2 separate regions of the Homo sapiens genome follow, and region 2 is linked to region 1. Evidence: read pairs that join two places in POLR2A ChIA-PET (ENCODE). Cell type or tissue: GM12878. All regions are shown on one strand. Links, peaks and the distances in the headings refer to the core of each region. The heading gives the core; the rest is flanking DNA.

Evidence for each region. Peaks named below come from ENCODE experiments on the same cell type or tissue, not always from the same donor. Only the 100,000 strongest peaks of a DNase experiment are listed, where the experiment ranks them.
Region 2: POLR2A ChIA-PET joins it to region 1 with 7 read pairs; 4 of 35 experiments call an interaction of 5 or more read pairs at or near these places.

What each region holds. Positions count from the first base shown.
Region 1 is chr5:119,073,704-119,079,446 of GRCh38, reverse strand. All of the region lies in intron 1 of DMXL1 (Dmx like 1), which reads right to left. Among named protein-coding and RNA genes, the nearest start is that of DMXL1, 5.5 kb to the right of the region's middle. RefSeq lists an enhancer at 1,085-1,254. In GM12878, for the core only: no CTCF peak of the experiment used is centred there; no DNase peak of the experiment used is centred there; H3K4me3 peaks cover 3,026 bases; H3K27ac peaks cover 3,110 bases.
Region 2 is chr5:119,535,570-119,541,312 of GRCh38, reverse strand. It overlaps HSD17B4 (hydroxysteroid 17-beta dehydrogenase 4), which reads right to left. Exons shown (of 24, transcript NM_000414.4): 23 at 4,763-4,890. Among named protein-coding and RNA genes, the nearest start is that of HSD17B4, 86 kb to the right of the region's middle. RefSeq lists an enhancer at 3,107-3,186. In GM12878, for the core only: no CTCF peak of the experiment used is centred there; a DNase peak (open chromatin) is centred at 3,332; H3K27ac peaks cover 1,085 bases.

The DNA.
Region 1 (5,743 bases), core at 686-4,685:
GCATGTTTTAGAAACTCTGGAAAGAAAAAAGTAGAGATAACTTTAGGGCTGAGCTCCCAGAGACAGCCTGAATAGATAAGATCCACGGCACCAAGAAGACTGATTAACCCTGGACAATTCTGGGGGACATTTATTTTATTGTACCAGGAGGAGAGAAGGAAAGAATGGATGCTGATATAAGTGGATTTTTCAGCTTGTAGTCAAAAATGAGGGAGCTGCCATCTGAATGATTCCAGGTGGCAAGTTTATATGAGTTAAGAGAGCACTGGGATGGGAGGTTTCAGAAGGTACAAGAAAGGAAAAATGAGCAGACTGGTGGGAGGATTCCTGGAAAGCTTTGAGGTCCCATTTGAGGTTGGCAAACATGACTTTATTTTCCACAGGAATTTCTTTACATAGTCTAGTAGTGCTCATGAGATATACAGGAACAAGAAAGAACATGAGACTGATCAAGTGTGTGGAATTTCATCAGACTGGCGCAAACAAAAAGGGTCCAGACAGTTAAAGGATACTGGCAACAAAGACTGTTGCTAAATTAACTCATGCTAAATTATATAAATTGTAAAGTTAAAATGTGTAGCAATAACGGTGAAACAACAGGTAATAAGGTCAAGAATTAAAGTCTGATTTCCATATAGTTATCTTCATCTTGCAACACAGGCATGATAGGAACTCCTTGATCTGAATATCTCACAGACTGGGTGCAGTGGGTCATGTCTGTAATCCCAGCATTTTGAGAGGCCAAGGTGGGAGGATCACTGGAGCCCAGGAGTTTGAGACCAGCCTGGGCAACATAGTGGGACCCCATCTCCGCATAAAATAAAAAATTAGCTGGGCATGGTGTGGCACACACCTGTGGTCCCAGCTACTTGGGAGACTGAAGTGGGAAGACTGATTGAGCCTAGGAGATTGAGGCTGCAGTGAGCTGTGATCCCACAACTGCACTCCAGCCTGTGTGACAGAGCAAGACTCTGTCTCAAAAAAATAAATAAAATAAATATCTCACAAATATGTGCTAAGAACAGAGGCATCAGTGGCTGGACAAATAATTCAAGCTCCAAGTCCATATAAATGGTCTCATTTCTAAAAGAAAAGGGCATACTAAATCTCCAGTTTCAATGTTCTCCTTAATACTAGAAAGTTTGTGAAAATAAAAGTGAAAATATGAGCCAGGTGCAGCAGCACAGGCTTGTAGTCCCAGCTACTTGGAAGGCTGAGGCAGTAGGATCACTTGAGGCCAGAAGTTCCAGACTAGCCCTGGCAACACAGCAAGACCTCATCTTTAAAAACTTGTTTTAAATAAATAAATGAAACAGAATGGGCTGTGCATGATTTTAAAATAATCCTTGTACCACTAAATTCTTAAATAAAAAATAATCCGTCTACCTGATTTTAAATAAAAACCTAAAACATCCCAGGCATGGTGGTTCACACCTGTAATCCCAGCACTTTGGGAGGCTGAGGCAGGTGGACTGCTTGAGCTCAGGAATTTGAAAACAGCCTGGGTTACATGGAGAGACCCTATCTGTACTTAAAAAATATATACGTGTGTGTGTGTGTATATATATCTACACACACACACACACGTATATATACACACACACACACGTATATATTTTTTAAGTACAGATAGGGTCTCGCCAGGTAAGTACAGATATACACACACACACACACACACACACACACACACACTTAAAAAATAAATGTATATATGTACACATACATATATTTTTAAGTGTATATATACACATACACACACACACACACACACATATATATACACACACACATATACAAAAAAAAAAAAAAAAAGCCAGGAATGGTGGCACGTGTCTGTGGTCCCAGCCACGTGGGAGGATCGCTTCAGGCCAGGAGGCAGAGGCTGCAGTGAGCTGAGATCCACTGTACTCCAGCCTGGGTGACAGAGTGAGACCCTGTCTTAAAAAAAAAAAAAAAAAAAAAAAAAACCTAAGATGAAGATGTAATACAATACATGAAACTTCTAAATCAAAATGTAAAACTGGTTTTACAGATGTCTAAAATAAATTATTCACAAAAACTCATTTCAAGGTGCCCTGACTATAATATAGAAGGTTATCAAAACAATAATAGCAGCACTGGCTTATCAAATAAACTGTCGATGTCACCAGCTGCTTCTGTCAAAAGATCTATAATCACTGGGCACAGTGGGGCACACCTGTAATCACAGGGAGGCTCACCTGAGCCCAGGAGTTCCAAACCAGTCTGGGCAATATAACAAGATCCTGCCTCAAAAAAATAAAATAAAATAGCACTGGGCCTGTTGGTTCATCCCTGTAATCCCAGCACTTTGGGAGGCCAAGATGGGAGGATCACTTGAGGCCAGGAGTTCCTGGTCATGCCTGGTCAATACAGTGAGACCCCCATCTCTTTTTATTTAAAAATGTTTTAATTAAAAAATAATAAAAGATCTGTAATCAGAATAATCTATTACTAACCAATAAAATTAAATTGACAAATGAAAATCCTTCTATTAGGCACATACAACATTAGGTTTATCAACTTTAAGAATAAACACGATGCACAGGAAGAATTGAGTCACATGTGTGCTATCAAGCATATAATCAAAATATAACTTTCAACTTTAAATTTTGGCAGAGAATCTTCTCAAATATTCTAAATTTCAATAAAATTCAAGGCTGTAACAGTCAGTATTCTAGTTTTAATCAACAAAACCAGGTAAACACCCCCAAAGAATTCCTTTCTGGTATATGTCCTATTTAAATGACATAGGTTTTAAGTTTGGCATGCAGCAATTCTTATCTTTAAAATATAATAAAGTATTGAGAACTACTATCATTTCAATGATTTTAAAGGTACTTAAACACTGTAAAACTTTATGTTTTAAAACAGGCCAACATATTTTGAAGTCCACTTTAGTACTTGCAATATTTTATGCACCACAAACACCTTTCTCTTTCTTCACATGTGAATAGTAGCAATCTTTGCCCTTCTATATTCTCCCCACCAAAAAAGATTCACATGCCCCCTTTCAGAAAAAAAAAACAAACACCTTCCCATCCTCCCAATTTGGCAATTACACTTCTACCAATAAAGGTTTCCTTAAAGTAAACAAAACAGAGCTAAACTCAAGGATGCTTATTACAGAAAGCTGAAGACGACTACTTATTCAGCCCTATTTCTCTAATGACACTCACATAATTACAGTCTTTTGATTTCTAATCTAGATTCCCTTAGCTAGAAACACTGAGTTTTCTAATACTAAAGGGAAATTGGAGCTATAACATATTTGCTTTCCCTCCCATAGCTAAGATGTTTAAGTTCCAAATCAGAGACAGTTAGTCTTATATATTGGTACAATCTTTCTGTCTCTTGGAAATTATCTCCCTTTCCATATCATTCAAATCACAGTTTCAACCCTAAGTATAGATAAACCACAAAAGAAAAAGAAAAAAAAAGTATCATATCAATAGTATGCATAAAAGTAGAATCTATAAATGTAGATTCTAATTAACTAGTCTTCTTTTTAACTTGTTGCCTTTTATAAACAGAATACATTTAATTCTAAAAGCAAAAATTGCAGGGTGGACATGGCAGCTCACGTCTGTAATCCCAGCAGCCTGGGAGGCCAAGGCGGGAGGATCACTTGAGCCCAGGAGTTAGACATCAGCCTGGGCAACATAAGGAGACCCCAGCCTCCATTTTTTTTTGTTTTTTTTTTAAAAAAGACCAGATTTCTCACATACTAAGATCAGTAGGAAATTAACAAGGAAAAAGGCATGAAGGAAGCATTCCAGTAAATAAGGAAAAAATAAATAATTTTTGCTTAGCATACCTAAAGTCTCCCCTAGTTGCTCACTTGTTGATGATAAAATGCCTAACAACTGACTTTGAAAAAGAAACTAACAGGCAGGGCGCGGTGGCTCACGCCTGTAATCCCAGTACGTGGGGAGGCCGAGGTGGGCGGATCATTTGAGGTGAGGAGTTCAAGACCAGCCTGGCCAACATGATGAAACCCGTCTCTACTAAAAACACAAAAATTAGCTGGGCGTGGTGGTGTGCGCCTGTAATCCCAGCTGCTTGGGAGGCAGAGGCACGAGAACAGCTTGAACCCGGGAGGCGGAGGTTGCAGTGAGCTGAGATCACACCACTGCACTCTAGCCTGGGTGATAGAGTGATACTCAGTCTCCAAAAAAAAAAAAAAAGAAAAAAAAAGAAACTAACAGGAATATTTTATTTGGACTCAAATCTAAATGATTAAAGCTATTTTTAAATGTAGCAATTAATATTTATATTACTATAAGGTTTCTCTATCCATTTTTCATTAATTCAACCACGATTTATGAAGTACTTTCTATTGTTAGGCATTACAATAAATATAACCTTAATTTTATGAAAACTGACATTTTTGAGAGTTTTACATGTGCTAAACCATGGACTTACAGCTTAGCACTTTTTCATGTAGCAACTCTATGAATAATACTCTTTTAGTCCCATTTTACAGAAGAGAAAAAAAGAAATTCCAAGAGTATAACTTGCTAATGGATAAACAGCTAATTAAAAGGGACCACATTGGAAATCAACTCCAAGTAATGACCTTACTGTTAGGTTTAAACACTCTTTCAATCACTGTTCTAGGTGCTCACAATGAAGCGTGGGAAGTCATACACATACAATCCACAAGGCAAGACTGGTTAATGATAGAATAAAGATGCAAAGAAAGTGCTCTGAAAGCACAGGAGAGATGGTCATTGCCCACAAGAGGTTTTCTTACTAAGAGCAAAGTCAAAACAGCTTGATGCCTGATGAGGTAGTAAAAAAGTATCTAATACTTAAATAGACTAATCTGCGTTGGTAATTTCATATTTTCAAATCTAGAAAATAGGAGAAGTGGCATTCAGTTTCATTTCCATTTAAAACCTGTCAGGCTTTATGAGTAAAACAAGATCTCACATCTTGTAATCTTTCAAACCAAGAACACGTAAGTTATCTGCAAACATGCAAAGGGAGGAATTACAAAAGCAGGACTGTCCTAAAAGAAAACACAAAGTACCAAAAGGAATAAAAGAATTTTTCAAGGGGAACTGCAAGAGGAAGATGTCATGCTCCACTTCAAGTAAAATGCAACTGAGGGATATTTTAGTCTTCACATACCATCTACCATTAATGTTTACTATTTTCCTATCAAAGAAAAGTCAAAATCAAAAAAGGTTAAAAACAACACTCAAGGCTGGGTGCAGTGGCTCCCGCCTGTAATCCCAGCACTTTGGGAGGCCAAGACTGGTGGATCACCTGAGGTCAGGAGCTCCAGACCAGCCTGACCAACATGGTGAAACCCCACCTCTACTAAAAAATACAAAATTAGCAGGGCATGGTGGCACATGCCTGTAATCCCAGCTTCTCAGGAGGCTGAGGCAGGAGAATCTCTTGAACACAGGAGGCGGAAGTTGCAGTGAGCTAAGATCGCGCCATTGCACTCCAGCCTGGGCAACGACAGCGAAACTCCGTCTCAAAAAAAAAAAACAACACAAAACAACTCAAGAAGTAAACAATAGATTCTGCCTTTTAACATGAGAGAAGAAAAAAGGGCGATTTCAAGAGAGAAAAATTTAAGGTGTATATAAGTGTCCAGGATAATGAGCGTAAGCAACTTAAAGAGTCAAGGATGAACAGGCTGCAAAGGAAAACCATGACTGTTAAATCCTTAAAATTCCATCAAAACTAAAGAGAGCTGAACTCTCTT
Region 2 (5,743 bases), core at 927-4,926, 460 kb before region 1:
CCTAAATAACACAACTCTGTTGTGCGTGTTAAATAAAGTAATGTGTAGAGTGCTTAGCTTAGTAGTTTGACATGTGATAAGAGAGTATTAATTCATCATTACCAAGCAAAAGCTGGTGTGTTAAAAACGAAGGGTTCCTGTAGCAGTTTTGTATCTAACCTGATACAGAAACTGGTGCAAGTTCCTTAAGTTCTCCTTCAGTGTAAATTCCCTATCAGTAAAATAAAAATAATCAATCATAGTTTTTATAGCTTACATAAAATATGAAGTGAAAAAGCCTCTAGATTTCTAGCTAAATGGAAAAAATAGTGATACCTACATACACTGAGCATTACAAAGCAGCTCCACAAATATAATCTCATTTAAGAATTACAGCTGTCAATTTGAAGTGGGCACATCAGCAGTTCTTACCCCAGTTGACAGATGAGAAACTGAATTTCAGAGAGCTTATTAAATAACCTGCTCAAGTCTACAGAGCCAGCAAGAAGTAGGGCCAGGGCTTAAACTCAGGTGTTCTTTGCTCAGCAATGCTTGTTAACAATACTTGTTAACGAGCAGCACTTAGTCTCAGAAGCAAACCCTCGTGAACTGGAGAAAAGGCAACAACTTTTTATTCCAGAAATAGTCAGAGAGAGCTCATTCAGTCACAATCAAATGCATTCAAACAGGAGACCAGAATTTCAAAACTAAGATTTCTTTCACTATGCAGTTACAAAAAACAAACAAACAAAACGATGGTCTGCAACTCATGCAGGGAAGGAGTCAGTACTTAGGCCAGCCTGCTATGTACTAAACTCTGAAAGAGATTTACAACCTAAAACAAGAACACCTAATTACTAGAAGTAAAAATATCAATTTTGGACATTTTTGAGCAGAAGAATTTTGTACATAAATCTTTCCTCCTATCTATTTTCTTATTTCTTAAAGCCCTTAACCATACGTCCATATTGCCAGTTTCCAAACTCTGCACTGCCATGCACCGGACATCACAGCAAACTCTCTCAGGGACACTTTCCCAATACTGTTAATTTGGGAGGGAAATACAGTCATACTGGTTGAACACAAAAAACTAATTGTTTTGAACTACTTCATAAATGAAACTGTTAGGTATATGGTTTGGCCTAGGAGTGCCATGCAAAAAGTAGTAAGACTATAAACTGCCATAAAGGAAGAAGGTCTGGAAGCACTGTGCTTTCCAGAAAGGCTATACCAACTACTGATTGATTGACACAGGGTCTTGCTCTGTCACCCAGGCTACAGCTGCATGATCACACTCACTGCAGCCTAAGCCTCCTGGGCTCAAGTGATCCTCCCAACTCAGCCTCTCAAGTAGCTGGGACTACAGGTGTGTGCCACCACACCAGGCTAATTTTTTTTTTTTTTTTTTTTTGGTAGAGACAGGGTCTCACTGTCTCACCCAGGCTCAAACTCCTGGACTCAAGCAATCCTCCTGCCTTGGCCTCCCAAAGTGCTGGAACTACAGGCACGAGACATTGTCCCTGGCCTATACCAATTTTATATTCCCTCCAGTTGTGTGTAAATTATCTTATCCCAACCTTAAAAATACTATTTTCTTACACTTTGAAAATATGAGGCAAAAATAACATGCTTTAATTTGTATTTTTGGATACTGGGAAAAATTTTTTTCTTTTGTATGTTAGTCATTTCTATTTATTTCATTAATTATTGTTCCATACCTTTTGTCCACTTCTTCTTTTTTATTATTATTATTATACTTTAAGTTCTAGGGTACATGTGCACAATGCGCAGGTTTGTTACATATGTATACATGTGCCATGTTGGTGTGCTGCACCCGTTAACTCGTCATTTAGCATTAGGTATATCTCCTAATGCTATCCCTCCCCCCCTCCCCCAACCCCATGACAGGTCCCCGTGTGTGATGTTCCCCACCCTCTGTCCAGGTGTTCTCATTGTTCAATTCCCACATGTGAGAACATGCGGTGTTTGGTTTTTTGTCCTTGCAATAGTTTGCTGAGAATGATGGTTTCCAGCTTCATCCATGTCCCTACAAAGGACATGAACTCATCCATTTCTATGGCTGCATAGTATTCTATGGTGTGTATGTGCCACATTTTCTTAATGCAGTCTATCATTGATGGACTTTTGTCCACTTTTTCTATTGAGGTTGTAGTGCTTTCCAGAATTTTTAGAATGATACTCTGTATCATCATTTTATTTTTTTCCCTCGATTTATGGAAATATACTATAGAGTCTGACATGCAGAAGTTTCTAATTTCTATACAGCCTAAACTTCTGACATTGAACTTTCATTCCTTCTATATTTGCTTTAATCTACCTGAGTATGAATGTCTACAGTATACTAGGCAATATTCTAGGCTAGGCTGAATATCTGTCCCTGTTCTCACAGAGCTAACATTAAACTAGGGGAGTCAAAAAGTAAAATGTAAACAAATAATTAAAGCCTGTTATAAATACAATGAAGGAGAAAACAGGATGTTATCAGAATATAACAGGAAGAAACTACTTTGGATGAAATGAAGCCAGCCATGCAAACAGCTAGGAGGAGAAATTCCAGAAAAGGCAAATGCATAGACATTGAAGGAGTAAAAGCTGATGGGAAGGAACTGAAAGGAAGGACAAAATAACAACAAAATAACTAGAATTAGCATTACAGGTGATGGGGCAAGTGGCATGGGATGAAGCCTGAAAAAGGAGCAAGGGAAAGAAACATCATACACGACATGGTAACAGCTAACTTGGATTTTATACACGTGCAAAAGGAAATGCTGGAGATTTTTTATCAAATGGGATGATAAATATGAACCAGTAATTAATGAAAGTAGTAGAAATGACTAACATACATAAATAATCTAATCTGATTTACATTTTTAAAGGATTACTCTGGCTCCTGGGTGGAGAACAACAGACTGAATGGGAGAGACAAGACTGGAAGAAGTAAGACAGGTGAGAGATGACAGAGGCTAGGATCACAGTGATATCCCTAGAGAGGAAGAGAAGATGAATTCAAGATATATTTTGGAGAAAGATCAGACAGAAGTAAGGAAGGAAAGGATACAGAAGGGCAGAAGGAATCTAAGATAATTTTTACATTTCTGGGCTTATTAATTTGGGTAAATAGATGATGGTGCCACTAATTAAGAAGGAAGAGACTGGGGGAGAAAAATAAATCACAAGTTCTATTTTGGTCACAGTAAGTTTGACATGCCAGAAAGTTTCCCATCAGAGTGGTCAAGTAGAGGGATGGTTCTCTCACTGTGGAGCTCAGAGAAGACTAAGTGGAGCCAAGTTCCTCGCACGGCAGGCCTTTGTATTAGTTGTTTCCTTAGTCTGATGACTCATTCTGATACTCTGTTCAAATCTCTGTCAGGCATTTCAGGTACCTTAGAAAACCCCAGAAGGTATTTTAAACAACCTATTTAAAATAGTTCCCCTGTCCTGTCACATTCTAACTCAAGGGTTGGCAAACAACAGCTGGAGAACCAGATCTAGTGGCTGTGTGTTTCTGTAAATAAAGTTTTATTGGAACACAGTCACACTCCATTGTTTACATATTCTCTATGGCTACTTTAAGGCTACAATGGCAAAGCTGAAGAGCTGCAACAGAGACCATCTTGCCCACAAAGCCTAAAATATTTACTGTGTAACCCTTTACAGAAAAAGTTTGCCAGTCATTGCTCTAACACTATACTCAGGCTTACTCTTCTCTAACTTGAGATTTTATTTCTTTTGCATTAGTACACTAAAAGAAGCTCCATACAGTAGGGTTTTGTCTTAATTCAGCCAATACCTACAACCTGAATAGGTACTAAATAAATTCCTGGAAAGAAATTAACAGAGGGTTCACTGCATTGCCAAGCACTGTACTAAGCTCTTCATACATATTATTGGGTTTAGTTCTTATAATAAGCCTTGTAAACATTAAAATTATTAAACTCATTTTACAAATGAGAAAATTAAGGTTTTTGGATGAAGTGACAGGGGCAAGATTCAAATTTAGATTTTATCTGATGCCAAAGACTACTTTTTACCTACTATACTACTTTACAATTCCTTTTAGTCTTTCTATACAGGAAAATCATATATTTCCTCATTTATTCAAATTACTCCTATGTGAAAGCTATTTTTAAATAACTGCACTCAGCCATTTGTTTGAACTCCTTCATTCTAAGAATCAATAAGTTAGTTCCCTTGGAATTTCTAGCTACATAATCACAAATTGAAAATAACAAATTTTTCTCCTCCATTCTAATTGCCACATCAATTACTTTAATTTTGTATATTTGTGGATTGGTCAAAAGTTTCATAATAATATTAACTAAATAATCGTCACAGAAGGCACTCTTCTGTTAATCATGATTTTCCACTGAAATGCCTCTAAGATTCACCCTAAGTAAGACATGGGCTATTAGGTTAAAATATCCTTCTAGTTCCAATATTCAATGATTTCTTAATCTTATTTATTGGGAATGTCTAATTTTATGTAGTACCTACTAATGTCATATGGTTTTTCACCTTTGAACACATAACAGAATATATTAAAAAATCTAGATGTGGGTTCAGTCTTAAAAAGTGTCAGGTGAAACTCCATTAAAAAAGAAATATATGACCTGTCAACCAGAGTATCAGTAGCAACTGTGTCATCTTCAGAGTTGTAAGAAACCTGGCTTATAAATCAGAATTTGGGCATCAGCTTAAAAACTGCAATTGTCAAAAGAGGAAACAATAAAACAATGAATAAATGAACATTTGAGAACATTACCTTCTGAGGGTCAAGCTTGCCCAGGACCACCTCCATGAAATCTTCATCTGAAAGTATGATTGTTGTATCAGCAGCACCTTTTGCAGGGCCTTGGTACACTTTTCCAGAACCACTTTTCAGGTCAATAGCTGGGAAAAATAGGAAGAAACCAATGTGTATCTTTTTCTCTCCAACAAAATGAGGGTAAAATAAACCAAGTAAAATGCAGACATTTCTATAGTTTCCATGTTAATGTGGCACTTATTCTACACATATTCTATCTATCAATTATACATTATCTGTCATTTAGAAAAAAAGCAAAATATAGAAATACAAGAATACAGAAATTTGAGGTAAAGAAGTGGAACTTCCAGTTCTGTAGTGGCTCAGGTCATGGTCTGCAACCACCACCATCACCTTGAGTTTATAGACACCTATAAGATCACAGCTAATCTTATTTCAGAAGTGAAGAAAGAGATTGTATTCATTTTCTCTTAGTGGCAGAATTCATTACAGGCATCTTACTGTTGATTTTTAGCTCTGTATTTATTAATAACTAAGCTTCTGAAAGAGTCCATAACAATTTCAGTCATACTTCACAGCATTTAATGAGGGAGGGGTGAGGTAACAGATGAGAATATGGCATTTGAAAACTTGGAGACCCCTGAGGATCTTATTAAGATATATACTTTACAAATCACAAAGGGTCACTACAGGAGAAAGAAGGAACTGTTTTTGTTTATGCTACCTTCCCTTAATATTAGGTCTTTGCTGGCACAAACATGTTTTGTCTTTGTATCCCCTATACTTCCTTGAAGAGAAAATACTTAGGAATTATTTGATAAATGGAAAAGCACATGAAAGAAGGATGTCTACCCCCAAAAATATATATATATATATAAAATATATATTAGTAATAACAAACACAAAGAAAAAAACCCAGGTTAAAAATTAAGTTTTTAAAAATCACACCAAGAGCATATTACTTTTGTGTTATTCCTG